5 separate regions of the Homo sapiens genome follow, and all the other regions are linked to region 3. Evidence: chromatin contacts called from ENCODE Hi-C or POLR2A ChIA-PET data. All regions are on one chromosome and are shown on one strand. The core of a region is the stretch at or near the end of the contact, and the rest is flanking DNA. Distances in the headings are between cores, read along the strand shown. Region 1 overlaps LOC105372529 (a long non-coding RNA gene). Region 2 overlaps SLX4IP (SLX4 interacting protein). Region 3 has its middle 87 kb from the start of LINC02871. Region 4 overlaps SLX4IP (SLX4 interacting protein). Region 5 has its middle 200 kb from the start of LINC02871.

Region 1 (2,700 bases), core at 198-2,697, 450 kb after region 3:
TGAGAAACAGATGTAGTGATAATGAGCCTCTTTTTTTCAGAAATTGATCTTTAAAATTTTCACCATTAAGCATAATGTTTGCCATAATTTTTAAAGATATTGTTTATCTGGTTAAGTAAATCATTGTTTTTCCTATTATTGCTAAAGATATCTGTATATGTATATTTACATATATATATTTAGCCACAAGTGAATGCTAATTTTATCCAAACACTCTTTTTCATATCTATTTAGATAATCATATAGGTTTTTTCTTTTAATATGTTAATAAAGTAGATAATATAATCTTACTTTCTAATGTTAAACTAATTGTATTCCTGGGATAAAACCAACTTAACCAAAAATTATTTACTTTTTTTTTTTTTTTTGAGACAGAGTCTCACTCTGTTGCCCAGGCTAGAGTGCAATGGCATAACCTTGGCTCACTGCAATATCCGCCTCCCAGGGTTAAGCAATTCTCCTCCCAAGGAGCTGTGATTACAGACATGCGCCACCACACCCGGCTAGTTTTTGTATTTTTAGTAGAGATGGGGTTTCACCATGTTGGCCAGGCTGGTCTCAAACTCCTGACCTCAAGTGATCTGCCTACCTCAATCTCCCAAAGTGTTGAGATTACAGGCGTAAGCCACCACGCTTAGCCTAAAAAAAGTTTACTTTTAATGTATTATAGAATTTGATTTGACAGATACTATTTAATATTTTTATATCTGTGTTTATAAGTGACACTAGACAGTAAGTTTAATACTCTCCTTGTCTGATTTTGATATTGACATTTCCCTAATCTCAAAAAATCAGCTGTGAGATGTTTCCTCTTTTTCTGTATTCTGAGAGTTTTTGTAAGATTGGAGTTAGCCATTTATAAAATTTTTGGTAAAACTTGTTATTTAGTATTTGATAAAATAAGGATAGATTACTTTTTAAATAACAGTTTTAGATTAACAGAAAACTTGAAAAGATAGTCAGAATTGCAATGGGCTTTGCATCATTTCCCTTATTATTAACAGGTTATATTAATATGGCATATTTGTCACAACTAATGAACCTATATTGACCCATATTATTAATTTAGGTTGTTAATTTATTCAGATTTCCTCAGATCTTACCTAATGTCTGTTTTCTGTTCCAGCATCTGATCTGGGAAACCACACTGCATTTAGTTATCATGACTTATTTGGCTGTGACAAATTCCCAGACTGTCCTTCCTTGACAGTTTTGGAGAGTACAGTTCAGGTAATTTTGTAGACTATCTCCTATTGGCATTTGTGTGGTGTTTTCCTCATGATTAGACTGGGGTTATTAGTTTTTTAGGAGAAAGAGCTTAAGGAGAAAATGTTGCATCATATGAAGGTTACACAGTATCAACATGATTTATTCATTGTTGATGTTGACCTTGCTAACCTGGCTGAGGCAGTCTTTGTCAGGCATATTCTTTTCTTCTTTTAAAAGTAGAAGAGTCTTTTGCAAAGTGTGGACCATGAGTCAGAACATTCACGTCATCTGGGAGTTTGTTAGGAATGCAAAATCTCAAACTTCATCACAGATAACTGAAACAGAATATGCAGGTTTACCAGATCCTATGTGATTCATATTTTTTTTTTTAGACGGAGTCCCACTTTGTCATTCAGGCTGGAGTGCAGTGGCACAATGTTGACTCACTGCAACCTCTGACTCCTGGTTTCAAGTGATTCTCCTACCTCAACCTCCCAAGTAGCTGGAATTACAGGCATGTGTCACTACCCCCAGCTAATTTTTGTATATTTAGTAGAGACAGGGTTTCACCATGTTGGCCAGGCTGGTCTCAAATTCCTGACCTCAAGCCATTCACCTGCCTTGGCCTCCCAAAGTGGTGGGATTACAGGAGTGAGCCACTGTGCTCAGTCTCATATTCTTTTTAACATTTGAAAGAACTGCTTTAAGATAATCTAGAGCAGATTTTATCAAACTTTTTTTATAGAGAGCCCAATAACAAACATTTTCAGCTTTGTGAGCTATAGGTTCTTTGTCACAACTTTTCGATTCAGCCCTTTTAGGAGAAAGTATCCAAAGACAATGCATAAATGGCATAGAGTTTAAGTCCTTACTTAACTTCGTCAATAAATTCTTGGAAACTATGTGTATTAGCCTGTTCTCATGCTGTTAATAAAGACATACCTGAGAGTGGGTAATTTATAAAGGGAAGAGGTTTAATTGACTCACAGTTCCACACGTCTGGGGAGACAACGAATCATGGCAGAAGGCGAACGAGGTGCAAAGGCATGTCTTACATGGTGGCAGGCAAGAGAACATGTGCAGGGTAACTGCCCTTTATAAAACCATCAGATCTCACGAGACTTATTCACTATCATGAGAACAGGATGGGGGAAACAGCCCCATGGTTCAATTCTCTCTACCTGGTCCCTCCCATGACAGGTGGGGATTATGGGAACCACAATTCAAGATGAGATTTGGGTGGGGACACAAAGTCTAACCATATCACTATGACTTTAAGTGAAACAACATACGGCAGGTCCTCAAATAACATTTCTTTTTTCAAAGCCTAATGATAAGGAAAAAACATGTTTTTTTTATAAGTGGTTTTGCTTAAAGTTACATTTTCAAAGAACCTATTGGTGACTTACTGTATTTTTTTTGGAAAAACTTATAGACACTAAAATTTGAATTTGAAATTGGAAATAAAATGAAAACTTGAAATGTGTTGTG
Region 2 (2,708 bases), core at 106-2,605, 340 kb before region 3:
ACTATAGTATTTCAGTGTGTGACTATATCCCCATTAAAAAATTTACTGTTGATGGATATTTGCATTGGTTCCAGGTTGAGACTATTGTGAAGAGTGCTATTGTGAACACTGTATGTTCATGCCTAAGTTCAGCTTTAGATACTCAAGCATTTTTTTCAAAGTGGCTGTACCAATTTGTACTCCTGCCAGCAGCGTATGAGAATTCCAGTTGTCCTGCATTCTTGCCAACACTTTATGCTCTGTCTCTTTCACTTAGGCCACTCTGGTGAGTTGGAGAAATTATTTTTTTACTCATGTCATATTTCTTTTAATCTCATTCTATATGAAGATTTTGACATACTTGAATTAATTTATTTACAGGCAAAATACATCCATGTTCAAATAGGTATGAACTGCTTCTTTTTATGAGCTAATAAGCAGTGAGTATGAGAAGGTGGCTAAGATCTATTCGCAAGCTCCGACTGAATTATCCCATCTGAAAGTACGTTAGACCTCATTTATTTCGTTTTACAGTTGAAGTAACTGAGGGACTTCAGGGACTAGGGACTATGCCAGCGTCATAGTCAGGCCTCCTGGAAGAGGCAAGATAGTAATGTTCACCCTTGCCTCTCAAGAGAAGCCCTCTGTTAATTCCTTTATTCTTTCATTTACTAATTATTATTATTTTAGATAGAGTCTCGCTCTGTCACTCAGGCTGGCGTGCAGTGATCTTAGCTCACTACAACCTCCACTTCCCAGGTTCAAGTGATTCTTCTGCCTCAGCCTCCTGAGTAGCTGGGATTACAGGTGCCCGCCACCTCACCCGGCTAGTTTTTGTATTTTTAATAGAGACAGGGTTTCACCATGTTGGCCAGGCTGGTCTCGAACTCCTGACCTCAAGTGATCCGCCTGCCTCGGCCTCCCGAATTGTTGGGATTACAGGCGTGAGTCATCACACTCAGCTTCATTTGCTAAATAACTATTGAATGTGTCTTTTATGGCAGGCACTGGGCTGAACTCCAGAGATTTAGCGGCAAACAAACTTAACTTAGTGATGTTCCCTTTCACTTTCCAGGTTATGGCTTTCAAATCACAGCCTATTTCCTCAAGAGAGGGATACGCCTTCGCTGCATCAGGAGCACACAGAATGCTGGTAAGAAGCCGATTTCTTGGTTTGTCAGACATTTCACACAATCTGCTTGCCCTAGATAGAGAAGGGATGAAAATTAAGGAGTGGAGAGTCCCACTTGCTTCATTGCCTTCATGTCTTGAGTGTGTCCGAAAGTTTGCGATTTCTTTCCTCCCACCTTGTACTGTGTTTACTGCCTCTCTAAGAACAGTGAGCTGGGCCACATCATGCTTTCCTTTCCTGATGCATCTCAGCACTTTCTTTGAGTTTTCAGAGTGACTCAACACAGTTGAACTATGAATCACTTCAGTATTGTCTGTGCACACCAAAGCCCTGGCATATGGAGCAGGTGTGTACACAAGAAAGCTCTTTCCCAGCCCTGAGCTCTCAGAGCTTTCCCTAGGTGTGTGATGAGGCCACTTTCCCCCATCACTTCCCCAAGTCTAGATGTCCACTAAGGATATGATTTCAAACTTGTCCAGCCAGCAACAGTAAAGTCAGAAGCTAATGATCATTCTCCAGGTTGATCTGAGCACTGGAAAGAAAATTTAGTTCACCTTCCATGGACAATTTCAGTATATATATAAGATATGATATAGGAACTTTAAAAAATTAACATATAGAGGCTTGCTGTGGAATCTTCATGATTATCTGCATTTTCTTAACTGTAAACTCTGCTCGAATATGTTATTCTCTTTTTTGCTGTTATTTGTTTGTTTTTGAGACAAGTTCTCACTCTGTCACTCAGGCTGGAGTACAGTGGTGCAATCATGGCTCACTGCAGCCTCCTAAGTAGCTGGGACCACAGGTGTGTGCCACCATGCCTGGCTTTTTTTTTTTTTGTAATTTTTGGTAGAGAAGGGGTCTCACTATGTTGCAGCTGGTCTCAAACTCCTGGGGTCAAGCTGTACTCCCGCCTTGGCCTCCTAAGGTGCTGGGATTACAGGCATGAGCCAGCATGCCCAGCCTTAGATATACTGCTTTCTTAACAGGTCCTTCCACTTTGTTCAACTCTCTAGTAAAATAAGTCAGCTAACCTTGCACTTGTGCCCTTTATGGTAAGGACTATCATTGCCTAAATATTTAATTAAATATTAAAATAGTACAACTCTCAATAATGACCTAAACAGAGCAAAAGGGTACAGAAGTTGCTTTCTGTTAATACCTGGCAGCACCAAAATGTTTAAAATCTGCCATTCGAACATTGTTACTTTTCAGAGGAACAAATGCAAATACCGAGGAATTATTTGATAGAACTGATAATTTTGAATTCCAGTTCTGATCCACTAATGAACTGTTGTATTTCAATTTTATGATTTTTTTAGGGGGGGGAGGTGGAAAAATAATGAATTCTGTGGCTCAGTTTCCCTCCCATAAAATGATAAAAAGGCTATATACCATTTATCGCAATAAGATCTTTTAAGAACTAATGAATAAATATTAATTGCTTTGCTAATTTTGTTCTTCTGGCTTTTCAAAATCCACCTCTAGTCACCTAGCCAGATATCATATGCCCACATGGGGTCAAAGTTGAAAAAAACCCAGGCCCCCACCTGAAATGGGGGCTTTCCTCATGAGGAAGGCTAATTGGGAGTGAGAC
Region 3 (2,700 bases), core at 40-2,539:
CTTCCTCTCTGCCCCTTAATCATGTATTGGCTGATCCTGCCATGGAAGGCCATAGCTCTTTTTGGCCAGCCCTCCCCTATAGCTACCATTCAGCATTCCAGTAACTGTCCCCAACTCTTCCCCTTCCTGGCTCAGGGTTAAAAAAGAGGCTCCCTCTCTTGCCATTTTCTGTTGGTTTTCTGAACCCTTCCCAAACACTATAAATAGTCCCTTCCTTAAACTCAGTTTGTGTGTGCCATCATTTCCCTGCAGGATCCAGTATACAGTCCTCAGCAGATTTAAATCATGGATGCTTTAGAATACTGCAAGCCTGTAAGTAAAGGAGATGCTCTCCTGCAATGGCTCACTTTTCTACCTTTGGCTGTGAAGTGAGATGTGCAACACACTCTAGGAACCCCCCGCCTCAATCCAGTAACTTAATCTGAGTCCCCCCTTCATTCTGCAGATCTGAGCTGTATATAAAAAGGTAATTGGAAATAATCATTTATTATTGTGTTTTAACTTAAAAACTGTCTTCTAAAAGTGTAAGAAATAGATTTACTCTGCTAAAGTATAGTTAAGACTAATTTATATTTTTAATCTCAAAATGGCAGAAGTGCTTTCGAACTTGGAATACAGGGCAATGACTCCTTCCCCTTGTATTATACAGACTTGACTTGAAAGGAGACACTTAGGTCCATTGAAACTTCTCAGTTTTGTCGATCAAAAGGATCAAAGTCAAGGGGATAAGCCTGAGACAGGACACTGAGTGTTTCATAAAGGAAAGAGAAATGAGGCTGGATGCCAATTATCCTAGAATTCAATGGTTTCAATTTCAAACAAGGTAGGAATCAAAAGTCCTTTTAAAAAATTGAACAATTATTATATTCCAACAAAAGATTAGGTAGGATGAACCTGAATTTGAAGATAAAAAGACATAGGTATTTCTTTAAAAGGAATAACACTGAGCTTGTCCTGTATTATTCTGGCGAGTCTTTGCAATGAAGGAAGAGCTGACGCTGTTTTTTGGTGACTCAACTTTCTTCAACTAGATTAGGCTTAGAGACTGTCAAGAGTGATATTTCAACCAGAAAATCCAATGACAGTTATTCTTTATGTATGTGACTGGGTGAAATAGTGTGACCAGATGATCATAAGCTCTTTTGTATATAAATATGGAACAGTTTAGGCTTGTAACTATAGCTTCTCTTTGAAGGATTTGTCTTCTTAATAAGAACAATAACCATTTTTCATTTATTGAGTATTAAAGTTGAACAAATATGGCTAAGAACCCCTGCTGTGGGAAATGCCTGCAGGTGATTCATAGACAACTCAATAAATAACATATTGTGCAATAGTTTCCCCTTTCAATGATCTTTCAGGCCTTCAGATTATATTAAGGAGTCAGTTTTAGTTTGTTGATACCATATTTCCTTGATTCTAGGGTGTATATAGTTTTACATGATACCATCATTGGAATTGGAGGGGGTCTTATAATTTGACATTTCCCAAAATGTTGCCAGTCATATGTCAGTAAGATGCGATTGGATTGTCATTGTGTGCCTGAACTTCATTTTGGTTACTCTTCATACTGTTGTCACTTTTGTGTCTAAATAGGTCTAGAAGAGTCCTTTTAATAAGCACTACCTATAGTTTCTATGTGAGAACAGAGAATTATGTCATAGCTTAATGGACAGCAGTTTCTTTTTTTCTTTGTGTAACATCATATAATAATGTGTCTTACCTTCCATGGCATCGTAGAGTCTATGAAATGCTCACTTTGAGGCCTGGTGATCGACGGAATGGTCTTGCCAAGCTGAGGAGCAGGCTGAACTGAAGTCATGCATTGGCAATCAGGGTAGAGCCAAGGAGACTTCTTCAGGACAGGGAGAGCAACTGCATCAAACCATAAGTTAGAGGACCACGTGACCTTGGTCAAACTGATCAACTTCTCTAAGCCTCAGTGACACTTTTACTAAATGGAAATAACAATAATATCTACCTTGGTAAGCTGTAAAAATTAGATAAGAATGTGTTTATAAATATGTTTTTATGCAATTATGCCTAGAGACATTTTATAATGTTATTGTTCATAACAATATACAAGAATTTGTCCTACAGAAGGAGGATGGTTGGATGATTATGTATCCACATAATAGATGTTAATGCAGTGCATAAACACAATATGTAAGAGGACATTTATGATACAGGGAGACGTACAAGATGAAATATTAACCATCGAAAGGAGGTTACATAAACAAATATATTAAAAAATAAAACAAGTAATTTTATTTTTTTAAATTTTTTACTCACCACTATACAAATGAGGAAAAACAAGTAATTTTAATGTGTTTTGTAAGTTGTATGTGTAAAATATTACTACTAAAATACAAACAATAATAAGTGCATTTTCTATTACAATATATAAAGCAAGTTCCCCTACATTTTCCCATTTCATTTTCTCATTGAAACTCTAAAGTGCCAGGTGTGCTACCAGGAAATGACATCAAACTTAGAGAGTGGCTGAATGTTCACAATGGCTGCTGTCAGCTGTGTCTTCATCCATGGCAATGTATGAGTTAATGTCCAGGTCTGAGGTGAGGGGAGTGGGACACCTGCAGGGCCAGGTATCAGAATACCCTGTGTCTCATTCTGGCCCTGGCCCCGCGGTGCTCTGCCACCTGCCACCTTGGGTTTAGATAAGTCAGTCTGAGTCTGAGG
Region 4 (2,700 bases), core at 200-2,699, 470 kb before region 3:
GTGCTCATTTGAAAATGGCTGCGTTGATTTTGTGTATCACATTGAAAAGATTTATGCAATTATTTTCATATCAATTGAGTTCTAGGTACTGATTTTTCTACACATTTTAAGAAAGAATAAAACTGAAGTGCCTAAACAGAATAAATCACAAACATTTTAAATGGTTATATTCCTTACTGGAAATAACTTTGGAGTGTGCAACCTTTGTCCCGAAGAATGATTTTACAGAGATTTGTCCCTGTGAAACTTTTAAAGTGAAAGAAGTACCTCTATATTTCTTCTCCTGATACTTAAAGTCTGCATCTTCCAATTCCTCCTTAATTTCATGTATTCCTTGTAAGAGCTTTATGTTTTAAAGACATACAGGGTCAATGCGAGTTTGCAGAGTGGTTGATGCTATGCCCAAACTAACATAGGATGCTGTTTTCCCATTCAGTATCATTGTTCTATTGCTTTGCTCATGCTGGAAGCTGTATTTAAGTAAGTATGTGCTGATTTCGTGAAAGAATTGAAATAAAATTAGTAAAAGTTTTCACACCAGCAGTCACCCAATGAGTTTTATCTCAGGCTTAGAGCTTTTAGATACCTTCTCACTCTGTAAGGCATCTGCTCTGAGTGTTGATGACTTTGAAACAAAGTTCTTGGACTTGAAATTAATTTTTTTTTTCTAAGAGTTCTCTCTGCCTTTCTGGCCAGACACCCAGTTTTCTAGGCTTCATTTTCCCAGTCCTTTCCTCATGTGATAATAGATAAACTAGTCTGTTCTTTTTTTGGATGACTAAAAATGTGTAAATACAGCTCTGGCTTCTTATCCTCCTTTTTAGTCTCAACTTTCCACCTGCCTCCAAGAAGTTTCTGCCTACATTGATCCCTAAAACTTCAAACAAAGAACTGAGTTTATCATGGCTTTCATCTAAGCTGATTTTTGCTTTGAAAGTCTCTGATGCTGCCTCCACACACCCTGGGCTTGCCAAATGATGTCTCGTCCTTCATTCTTTAGTCACTTACTAAACGCATTCCTGCTCTGCAGAGCATCTTGAATTTACTCCTCTTAGAAATTCAAGCCTTTATTGTCCTTGTTTTTATGTCCATGTTAATCTCTGAGGACCTCTGTGCCTCTCTTCTCTTACCATTCCAGTTCATCTAGACAAGTGCCAGGGTAATGTTTTCTTAACATCATATTCATCATGTTACTTCCTTGCTTAGGTGATCAGGGTAATTCCTTTTGTTTAAATGGATCTAATCTGAACTCTCCAGCTAGACGTAAGGCATTCTGATAATTACTCTCCCCTTCCTTTTTAACTTGGACCCATGTTTGTTTTCATCTTGGAACTGGGGAACGTGGCCCACTTATTCCTGTGAAACTAATGCATTTGCATTTCCTGCAGTCATCTGGCTTTTCTGTGGTTTTCCCTCTGTTTGCTATCTCTCACCTTTTCTTCCTTGGTCCACACCCTTCAGCTTTTTCCAAGCTTGACCAGTGAATGACTTGCTTTTTCTTTGTTACACATCTAAACCTTTCCCATATTGATTTCTCTCTTGCTATGTGTTTTTTTGACTGTTATGTGCAGTTTATGTTATGTTTTATATATATTTCCAATTTGTTTTCTTTCCTAAGAACATCATCTTGAGGTGATATACATCTGCTTTTATATACATTATGCCTAGCCACATTCCCTGGGAAGAAGGAGCTGTCCTATGCTTCTTTCATATCTGCACAGACCTTGAATAATCTAAAGCAGGGGTGTCCAATCTTTTGGCTTCCCTGGGCCACACTGGAAGAAGAATTGTCTTGGGCCACACATAAAATACACTTATACTAACAATAGCTTTAAAAAAAAATCGCAAAAAAAATCTCATAATGTTTTAAGAAAGTTTACACATTTGTGTTGGGCTGCATTCAAAGCCATCCTGGGCAGCGAGTTGGACAAGTGTGGTCTAAAGCATTTCTGAAGTGCCCAGTACCCCCCACTTTCCTTGTCCCAAAGATGACAAGTTTCTTCGTCTTGGCTCATAGAGAACAGGGAAGTCACTCCAGCTTTGGATTATTTCTTACTGGTCTTTTTTTCAGTTCCAGTCAGGGAATGTTGTAATCTTCAATTTGTGGTATATTTGTTTTTTTAAAAAAAAAATCATCTCAACCTATTTCTCCTTTTAGGAGTCCACAGTTCCACTTTGAAAATATTTTTAATAATTCTTTTGAAAATAATCTCTATTAATAATCAAGATGACAATCCATAGAATTTGCTTCTATATGCTTCAGAAAAGTAAAATGTTTCAGTATAATGGTTTTGATTGTCTAGACATTATATTTTATTTTAATAATTTCTTAGTGTTAGACCTTGATACTTTTAATTTTTTCCAACATATGTACAAAGCATGTGTTTTTATTACTTATTCTAGTGTAAAAATTAATTCTTACCAGAAAAGTAAACTCAGGATCTCTTACCAAATAGATGAACTCAGTAAGCACCTTGGATTCTCTCTGAGGGCTGTAGGGGGCATCATTGTTCCAATGTTTTATAAAGTATCTTCCCGCTGTGATCTAAAGAAGCACAGCAACTAAAGTGCTTTTACAGTCGTTGGCTCGTGCCCACGTTACTATGACATCCTAAATGCCTGTTTGTTTGCCTGGTGGTTGTATGTGCACACTTGCATCCCTAGCCTTTTATGAATGTGTATATTTAGATTGCTTCTGTC
Region 5 (2,700 bases), core at 37-2,536, 290 kb after region 3:
ATCTGAGTGAACAAACCTGATTTTGCCTGCTGGAGAATAAGAAGTCATGTGGAAGAGGAGCAAGGCTTACCAGCCGACAATCAGCCAGCCCTTGGCAAATGGCCTGCCAACTAGGAGGTATGTGAATGAGGCCATCCTAAACCAGTCAGTTCCTAGCCAAAGCAGCAGCTCAACACAGGCTGATGAGTGAGCACAGCCGAGATCAGGATAGCCTGCTGAGCCTAGGAAAATTGCCCAGGCAACTGTGTTTTGGGATGGTTTTGCACATCAGAATCTAATTGACATAGGACTGATGGCTGCAACTCTCAGCATTCTCCTTGGCAGGCTTCATGAGTAACCTGATACCTCATGAGACCCAGATGACCGAATATTCTAACTCGACTTAGTGTATGGATGTGACTTGGTAGAAGAAGAATTAAAACATGTGACAGATAACACGGCGAAACCCCATCTCTACAAAAAATACAAAAAAATTTAGCTGGGCTTGGTGGCGGGAGCCTGTAGCTCCAGCTTCCCGGAAGGCTGAGAGGCAGGAGAATGACGTGAACCCGGGAGGTGGAGCTTGCTGTGAGCCGAGATCGAGCCACTGCACTCCAGCCTGGGCGACAGAGCGAGATTTTGTCTCAAAAAAAAAAAAAAAAAAAGTGCCAGAAAATTCTGTCATCTTTTTTTGTCACAAGCACGGCAGAGGGAGTTTCTATCTGCATTCCTTTTTGTGCATGTATAATACACCCATGGACTCAATACACAGATGCTTCCAATGTGCAAACATACCACAAAATGTTTCTCTATGGACAATGTGCCACAAAATAAATAGCATAATTTTCAGTTAGAACAAACTAGGTTTCTACCTATATTATTATTGTGTGACCTTGAGAAAAATTATTCCATCTCTTTGAGGCTCAATTTTTTTCCAAATGCAAAATGAGAAAAATAATACTTGCTTTACCATATTAACCGGCACCTTGGGATTACTAAGTTAAAGCACAATATTTGTATCCTGGTTTGAAGTTGGTCTCAAGCTTTTTGAGCCTCCTGCTATTGAGAAGGGTAGTCTATGTCCTGTTCCCTTGAATCTGGGCAGGTTCTGTGTTTGCTTTTACCAACAGAATAAGGTGGAAGGGATGCTGTGCCAGTTTTCAGGCCCAGATGTTAAGGCACTGGCAGCTTCCACCTCCTTTCCATCAGCTTTCACTTCCTGTCTGTTGGAACTCACTTTCAGAGCCCTGAGATCAGCCTTTCAGAAATCCCCACTAATGAGCCAGGCATGGGAGGGAAGCCACCCTGGACCTTCCAAGCTGGTCCAGCTGCCTGCCAAATACCAAGAGTGACCCCAGGTGACGTCACATAGAGCAGCAAAATCAGCCAGAGAAACCCTGCTTGAATTCCTGACTACGAGTCATTACATATAATAAGACAAGTATTGTTTTGAGCCACTCAGATCTGCGGTAGTTTGTTACACAACCATAGATAAGGAGAACAATTTGGTGCAGGGCAGGCCCTTGGGACACAGAGTGACTGAGCCTGAGGAGTTTTCCATACCTAGTGCAGGACTTTCAGTGCTCAAACCTATGAAGTCCCAGGTAAAAGGGAATGAGTTGGTCTCCTTAATATGCTAGAGATTATCATTGTGTTGTACAAAAGCGAAATTAAACAACTTTGTGGTAATTTCATTTCTAGCAAAACTGCACAACGGCCACCGTGAAATTTGATACCTTCATAGGAGATGAGAAATATTTCCTGATGGAAATACTGCATGATGCCGTGTTTCATAGAAGGCAATCTCCTGAAAATCAGTTCTACTTGATTTTCTTATCTATGAGAGGCAACTTTTTGTTTAATAGAGGCTTTCTTTAAAACCCTTATACATGAATAAAAAACAGCAGTGTGAGTCCCCAACAGCATTTCAAATTTAAGTATCAGCAAAGCATTTTTACTGAACATTTGAAATAACTTTTACTGATAACTATCTCCCAGGTCCTGCTAAAATTAGTATCTTTTTGATTGTTATTTGGGAAAGGCTTTTATAATGTGTATAATTACTACCTTATTTTTTCCTAATATAAATTGTAAATTTATTTATATCATTAAATAGTTTAGATTCTATTTGTATAACTGCCAAAATAATGCTCTGTGTTGAAAATTTAGAAATATCCAGAAAAGAATAACAATATGAAAATATTTTAAATAGACAAAGGCATTTTACCTTTAACTGCTCTCCAGTCATCGTTAAAGAAAAGAAAAACAAAAGAAATAAAAAATAAAGGAATCTGCATTGCCAATGACATTGGGAGTTCTTTAAGTCTAAAATGAAGAAAAAGTGTGAAAAAAAATTGATGAGAAGAATGATACTTTGATACTTGGGCAAAATCTAGGGAGGATAAAGGACACCAGTATGTGTCCCTCCCTGCACAGCCCCATGCAATGTCAAGATTTCTACAGAAGCAAGCGAGAGGCTCCTGAATTACATACCAGTGTCTTTTAACTAAATGATGGAAGCCCAAGATTGTGAGTGGTTCATTCATGAAACAGAGGGTTTCCCTATAGACTTAGTCCTACACTGCCCAATGGCAGGAGGCCAAGAGACTCAAGGGGAAACTCATCTTTGCAGTAGACATACTAGACAAAAGTATGCCAATATTTTGAACACTTTTGACTTCTCCTGCCAAATTGCTTCCCAGATGGTTTGTAGTGATATAG

What was found. Hi-C counts contacts between places; a loop is a spot of excess contacts on that map. ChIA-PET counts read pairs that join two places held with the same protein, here RNA polymerase II (POLR2A). Pooled maps may share reads with other maps.
Region 1: a map with no recorded cell type shows a loop between it and region 3 (2.3-fold over the local background). The contact joins two enhancer-like sites. A Hi-C loop is called at or near these places in 2 of 37 single-sample maps with no recorded cell type and 2 of 50 pooled maps. POLR2A ChIA-PET finds 5 or more read pairs at or near these places in 1 of 52 experiments (H1).
Region 2: a loop to region 3 is called in a map with no recorded cell type, with 3 times the contacts of the local background. The contact joins two enhancer-like sites. A Hi-C loop is called at or near these places in 2 of 37 single-sample maps with no recorded cell type and 2 of 50 pooled maps.
Region 4: a pooled map shows a loop between it and region 3 (5-fold over the local background). The contact joins two enhancer-like sites. A Hi-C loop is called at or near these places in 5 of 37 single-sample maps with no recorded cell type and 2 of 50 pooled maps. POLR2A ChIA-PET finds 5 or more read pairs at or near these places in 1 of 52 experiments (activated T-cell).
Region 5: a loop to region 3 is called in a map with no recorded cell type, with 2.2 times the contacts of the local background. The contact joins two enhancer-like sites. A Hi-C loop is called at or near these places in 2 of 37 single-sample maps with no recorded cell type and 2 of 50 pooled maps.

Annotation. Positions count from the first base shown.
Region 1 is chr20:11,385,889-11,388,588 of GRCh38, forward strand. The region is part of intron 1 of LOC105372529 (a long non-coding RNA gene); the gene reads right to left. Among named protein-coding and RNA genes, the nearest start is that of LINC02871, 360 kb to the left of the region's middle. Within about 2 kb of position 1,448, at least 2 of the 41 ENCODE cell types and tissues checked have a DNase peak (open chromatin) inside an H3K27ac peak, as active enhancers do.
Region 2 is chr20:10,597,621-10,600,328 of GRCh38, forward strand. SLX4IP (SLX4 interacting protein) reads left to right here. Exons shown (of 8, transcript NM_001009608.3): 5 at 1,055-1,132. Among named protein-coding and RNA genes, the nearest start is that of MIR6870, 51 kb to the right of the region's middle. RefSeq lists an enhancer at 393-1,592. Within about 2 kb of position 1,356, at least 8 of the 41 ENCODE cell types and tissues checked have a DNase peak (open chromatin) inside an H3K27ac peak, as active enhancers do.
Region 3 is chr20:10,938,447-10,941,146 of GRCh38, forward strand. No RefSeq gene overlaps it. Among named protein-coding and RNA genes, the nearest start is that of LINC02871, 87 kb to the right of the region's middle. Within about 2 kb of position 1,290, at least 2 of the 41 ENCODE cell types and tissues checked have a DNase peak (open chromatin) inside an H3K27ac peak, as active enhancers do.
Region 4 is chr20:10,467,199-10,469,898 of GRCh38, forward strand. The region is part of intron 2 of SLX4IP (SLX4 interacting protein); the gene reads left to right. Among named protein-coding and RNA genes, the nearest start is that of SLX4IP, 33 kb to the left of the region's middle. RefSeq lists an enhancer at 1-73. Within about 2 kb of position 1,450, at least 5 of the 41 ENCODE cell types and tissues checked have a DNase peak (open chromatin) inside an H3K27ac peak, as active enhancers do.
Region 5 is chr20:11,228,630-11,231,329 of GRCh38, forward strand. No RefSeq gene overlaps it. Among named protein-coding and RNA genes, the nearest start is that of LINC02871, 200 kb to the left of the region's middle. Within about 2 kb of position 1,287, at least 15 of the 41 ENCODE cell types and tissues checked have a DNase peak (open chromatin) inside an H3K27ac peak, as active enhancers do.